Regions from separate parts of the Homo sapiens genome. Here region 2 is linked to region 1. Evidence: chromatin loops called from intact Hi-C (ENCODE). Cell type or tissue: ascending aorta. All regions are shown on one strand. Each heading gives the region's core, and the rest is flanking DNA. Links, peaks and the distances in the headings are about the cores only. Region 1 overlaps RBMS3 (RNA binding motif single stranded interacting protein 3). Region 2 overlaps RBMS3 (RNA binding motif single stranded interacting protein 3).

Region 1 (2,926 bases), core at 171-2,670:
ATAATTAACCATATTATATGTATATAAATACTCTAGAGTTAATTTTAGAATTTTAAGCATGTTACAATGAAATTATAATTAGAGCATTTTAAAAAACCGTTTCAGATTTGCTAAAACTGTATACTTTAAAAGACCAAAGAGTATTAGAAGTCTAGGAAATAGGAGAAGGTACATGGAATTTGACTTAATTTTATTTGTAATTGTTTAAATATGAATTTGACCCCCAAAAATCAACATATTGTCTTTTTTGTCTTTCCAAAAGGAAAACATGATGGCAAAGCAGGCAGTGTCAGGCCTGGGTTGGAATGTTTAACCAATTTACCTTTGACAATTTGCTCAACTTTGCAAGCTTCAGTTTTTTCATTATAGAATGACTAATAATATCTTTTTAGGATTAAATGACAAGATATATCTCTGTATAAGAATATTCACATATGTATATTTCATTTCATGATGCCTAAGACATGGTAGCTGATTAATAAATTATAGGAAGTGATACTGTTCTTACAGGGGCCCAGCTTTCCTATAAAGTAATCCTTTCGTTCCGCAATAAAGTCATTGCCATCAGTATCTTTGGGGTTGAGGCCACAAACACCGTCTCACAGGTTGATTATGGTTTTTTTTTTCATCTAAAATTACGTAAGCAAAATCAATATTGGCATGTGTCAGTAGATCTTGATTGAGCATTTTACTTTGAATACTTGTAATTGAGTTTGATGGAAAAGCTGACTCATGTTAAGAATTGTGCCTTGCAAAAAAACACAACTGCCATGGTATAGTTTGGATCAGAAAGCATCCTTGAGCAAAATATGTTGTACATGCACACAAAAGTACATCCACTCCTAAGCCTATGAAAATTAACAGAAAGCCTGTTTCAAACTGTGCTTACCACCCAAAACATGAAGAAAATGTCAAAATATTTTTTCTTACTTGTTTGAGAACTATTTTTAGATAGTTTTTGAATAGAGAACACATATTTGTTAAAGATGCCGAATTCATTCCAGATGGAGGCTTTGCTACGAAGTTATGGGATGCAAAAGATCTGGTTTTCCTTTGTTAAGAAAAACCGGAAAGGCTGATCAGTTGAAAAATTAAGGTACGCCAGGCCCAGTCCTAAGAATTGCCATGAATATTTTATAATCATTTGAATACATTTAGAACAGAGTACCCCTCAAAAACAAAACAGAATAAAAAACAAAATGAAAAAGAGGGAGGGAGGCAGGAAGTGAGGAATTAAGAGGAAGGGAGGAAAAAGGAAGGAGGGAAGAGAGAAAAAGATATCTTCACAAATTTCACAAATGTATCTTTTAGTCTCTTTCTATTCAGGCTGACCCCTGTTCCTGTCTTCCCCGCTGAGTTCTGAGCTGGGTGGCTGTGAGCCTTTGGAATGCTCACACTTCAGACGTGACAGACGCCGTACACTGGGCAGTCCCAGAGTTACGAGTTTCTCCCACATACCAAATACATTAAGTAGCAGTAGAGTGCTTAGAAGAGCTTTGGCACCAGGCCACTCTGTAACAGGAACTTGCTTGGCAAAGAGCTGCTTTAAGCACATTTGCTGTGTATGTATTTGTAGCAATTTCTTTCCCTTTTAGACCCTTGAAATTGACATGGCAGGGGAGTTCTTTGAGCATATCTGCCACGGACCAAAATAAATGCTTAACCTTCTAGAATGTGCCACGTGGACTATATGCATAATTTCTGCTAATTTATTATCTCACTGCTTGCACCAACAGGCATTATATGGGCACATACCAGGCAATTCTCTTCTGTGATGAAGTGAGACTTAAAATATTGTATCAGTACGCATTATCATTGGAGATTGAATCAAAACCAGGAAGGAGTAAATAATGTTTGCTCTATCATAAAACTGGCAAAATCCAATAGGATAGTCTTTTGTAGGAAGAACAAAAACATCTACAACACTGACAGTGCAGTCTAATTGTAGCAGTTAACCATTAAAAAAAAAATGTCAAACATAACTGAGAAGCAGGCTTCATTTTCCAGTATGTTAACAGCAAAAAAGGCAGACCTATAGTCAGGAGGAAAATGCCTGCTATTAAAACATAACTGATGAATGTTACAAAAAGAGTATTTGTCATCAAACAATGCTTCCATTGTAAAACAATTCCAACCTATGCATGAAAGATTCCAAACGCTAGTACAGCATTCAATTTGATACTGGAGTTTTATCATATTATTTCATGCGAAGAAGAATTATACACTCAATCTGTCTGACAGCTTTGCATATAAAGAACAGTTTCTGCATGACAAATGTGGTGAGCTTATTAAGTTACCAATACACTGCCAAGCCATATTGTCTCAGCAACAGCAGACCCAAAATATTTTCAAATGATTCTTTAAAGCGCAATGCAGGAAAGCCTGAACAACGACATGTCCTGACTTTAATAAAATTCACAACTGCAGGAGCATTTATTTACCTTATATCTAATTAGAATAAATCATCCATAAGCCTCATTTAGTCCATATTTAGTGTGTCAGACTTTTATCTTTTGAGATAGTTGAAAATATTAGTTTTTGATTTATCATCTGCTGCCTCACAGCTGCAAAAAAAAATTAAACTATTAAGCTTAATATAAAAACAGAACACTGTTTCTTAAAAATATAGAGACACGAGAGTATTTACAAACATACTTTTAGGATGGGAAAAATTAGCTACTAAATAATGCAAAATATTAAGAAAACACTTGATCAAAATTAGGAATAGCAAGTAATTTAAGCAAACTAACCTCTTCATTTTTTTCATATTTGTAAAGACATCTTAACTCTCAATCTTGGAATGAACTTACAGGACTAAGTTATATGTGTATTGCAAACGGAACTGTGAAAAGCTTAAATAGTAATGATGTATAATAAAAGCAAAAGGCTAATGCAACAACTATGACTTTACTGTTATTGTTCACAG
Region 2 (2,926 bases), core at 182-2,681, 49 kb before region 1:
AATAATGGCTTTTCACGAAATCTAAGCAGAGTATAAAGAGATGCTGGGACATGAGGAAAATGAGCAACAAAGAAAAAATAATAGATGCCATAGTTCATAATGAGATTTAAAGAAAGTGTTGGTATCAGAATGCTCAAAGTGTTGAGCTGCTAAAATAGGAACAAACGACCCAAAAGTAAGATGCCTGAGATAGGAATTATGAAGGGTTTTTAGTAATTGGTAATGAGAGAGTCTAGGATATGTCCTTTGCATGTGTGGCTGAGGCAAAATATGAATAAAATCAATGGAGGAGAAGAAGCCAAAGAATGGAGAGGCCACGGTGCAAAAATTTCCAAGAATATGGCAAGGTCAGTATGGGATACAGTGAATCAAGTAAGGAGAGGTAGTGAGTCACATAGTCCAAAGACCCACGAGACTCATAGAGGGGGGTTGCACAGAAGATGGAATGAGAATGATCTGAAACTACAATAAAGAAGGCCCACTGGCACCAGCAGTTATGCTCCCCCAGTTTGAGGTGGCTTAGAGGAAGTAGTGTCTTCTGGGGTATCCAAGTTTGAATTTGAGTAAAACAGTGAAACCAAAAAATTCAGGAAAATTTGAGGATAAAGGAGATTTTCTGTATGACCGAGTTCCAGAGGGCCCAAGGGAAGGGATTGGTTGTGGGGTCAGAAATGGGAGTGGACAAATCTGTGGGGAGTGCTAACCAGACAGTCCTGGGAGTCCTGCGGTAATAGGATTAGTTGCGAAGGTCTGCTGGGCATTAAAAACAACTGTGGTCACTTTAGCATGTGCTCCAGAATAGCCTGCCAAAACAAACTGGTTAATTTTTCTCTTTAAGGGGTTTGCTTTCTGATCATCTTTCAGAATGGCAAATACTAAACACCATCAGGTAATGCTGGACTAACCACTCACTGAAGAGTATCTACTGTTTAGTCTTTACCTTTTTACCTTCCTGTCACACACAACAGGCAGGAAACAGGGTGTCAAAGATGAGGAGGTTTGTTCGGCAACACATTTCTTTTTTAACCTCAGGAGTTATAAGATCATACATCTCTGCTCCGAAAGCACTGACTTGGACAGCTGGAATTGTGGTGACAAGAAACGTATGTTAATACTTTTTCATTTAACCAGAACAAGGTAATCTGAGCCAACCAAAAAGCATTTCTCTCTTCCCCGCTCACAACACTGAGGAATGTCAGAGGCCCTCAGGGAGTGAGGATGCTTTATGCGGAGTGGCCTGGGAAGGCCGGAAACCACTTATTGGCTTTACCACTCTAAACCTCTGAAACAGTCATGTCTCTTCTCAGACCTTTATATTTAGACTCCAGACATCCTTGAGTCACACTTGCTATATTAATACAGTTAAGGCATCAAATTATCATTATCGGTAGCAAAACTTCTCTCCCTGTTTTACGACACAGGTAGTTTCAATAAAAAGTTTTATACCAGAAAAGAGGAGCTGTGGGCCTCTATTTCACTTCACTACTCTTTTTCAAATCATGTCAGATGTTATTTCCTATGTCTGGAGTCTTTCTGGATTCTTCTTCTTCTTCTTCTTCTTCTTCTTCTTATTATTATTATTATTATTGGTGTATATGTTTACTTCTTAAGCAAGGTTAGAATTCCATCTTCATGTTCAGATTCTCTTCCACTATAATTGTTTTATTTGTTTGTTTGTTTGTTTTTTCCTGAGACAGAGTCTCACTCTGATGCCCAGGCTGGAGTATAGTGGTGCGATCACGGCTCACAGCAGCCTCAACCTCCCGGGTTCAAGAGATCTTCCCACCTCAGCCTCCCTATTAGTTGAGACTATGGGCACATCTCACCATGCCTGGCTAATTTTTGTATTTTTTGTAGATATGCTGTTTCACCATGTTGCCCCAGCTGGTCTTGAACTCCTGGGCTAAAACAATCTACCTGGCTTGGCCTCCCAAAGTGCTGGGATTACAGGCATGAGCCACTGTGCCCAGCTCTCTTCCATTATAATTTCACCATTACCAACCACCTCAGGTAATGGTTTATTTCAAAATTTGGTGAGTAAAGAAATACTTATCGTATAGTTAACATATACTGGTTGCTCACTATGGGCTGAGTACTTCACACTTTGCCTTTTCAATCTTTATAATAATTCTATGAGTTAAATAATAGTATTGCCCACATTTTACAGCTAAAGACACTGAAAACTTACGGTCACTGAAAACTTACGATCCAGGATCATATTGTTAGTAAGTAGAAGAGCAAAAATTTGAACCTGGATAGTCAGAGTCCAGATCGCACATTTTCTTAGCTACTACAACACATTGCCAGGTACTAAGTGAGGTGCCAGGGAATGAAGTTGAATAAGATGAATGACCTAAAAGAGTTCATAAGTTAGTATGGAACTGGATATTTTACACTAACAATATATCCCTATTCCTTGGCTCCCAAGTGTACATCCACATACAACAGTTTGAGTCTGAACCACAATAAACTTAACTAGCCATCTGCATTGATTTTTTTTACCCTTCTTGGCAAATCAATTTACAAGTGTCATGGAAGAAATATTAAGATTACAGAAATAGCTTTCTTCAGCTTTTCTCCCCATCTTCAAGGGGTAAGTAGCATTAGGAAAGACTGATAGCCAAAATATTTGCATTCAATATCAGAGGCAAAATCAAAAAGGACAGCTCTGCATTGTAATTCTTCCTACATAGACAAGTGACGAGAGAAACCAAGCTAGTCTAATCAGAGGAATATTTCCACTCAAGTGTCAATTCTTATGATCAAAAAACATAATTTTTTAACTTATTTATGGATTCACATTGGTAATTGCTATCTTGGAAAAGATCACCTTCCCAGTATAAGTAGTGTCCTTAAAATAAAAGGCATTGTTATTTTAACAGAATACATCATCTATGACCTTGTTGCCCTAGAGGCTGCTTGTGGG

What was found. A loop is a pair of places that touch in the nucleus more often than their neighbours do. Peaks named below come from ENCODE experiments on the same cell type or tissue, not always from the same donor. Only the 100,000 strongest peaks of a DNase experiment are listed, where the experiment ranks them.
Region 2: it touches region 1 in a loop (2.4-fold over the local background); 4 of 110 quality-filtered maps call a loop at or near these places.

Annotation. Positions count from the first base shown.
Region 1 is chr3:29,334,160-29,337,085 of GRCh38, reverse strand. The region is part of intron 1 of RBMS3 (RNA binding motif single stranded interacting protein 3); the gene reads right to left. Among named protein-coding and RNA genes, the nearest start is that of RBMS3, 55 kb to the right of the region's middle. In ascending aorta, for the core only: no CTCF peak of the experiment used is centred there; a DNase peak (open chromatin) is centred at 1,465; H3K4me3 peaks cover 1,745 bases; H3K27ac peaks cover 2,344 bases.
Region 2 is chr3:29,383,080-29,386,005 of GRCh38, reverse strand. All of the region lies in intron 1 of RBMS3 (RNA binding motif single stranded interacting protein 3), which reads right to left. Among named protein-coding and RNA genes, the nearest start is that of RBMS3, 100 kb to the right of the region's middle. In ascending aorta, for the core only: no CTCF peak of the experiment used is centred there; a DNase peak (open chromatin) is centred at 1,205; H3K4me3 peaks cover 383 bases; H3K27ac peaks cover 2,500 bases.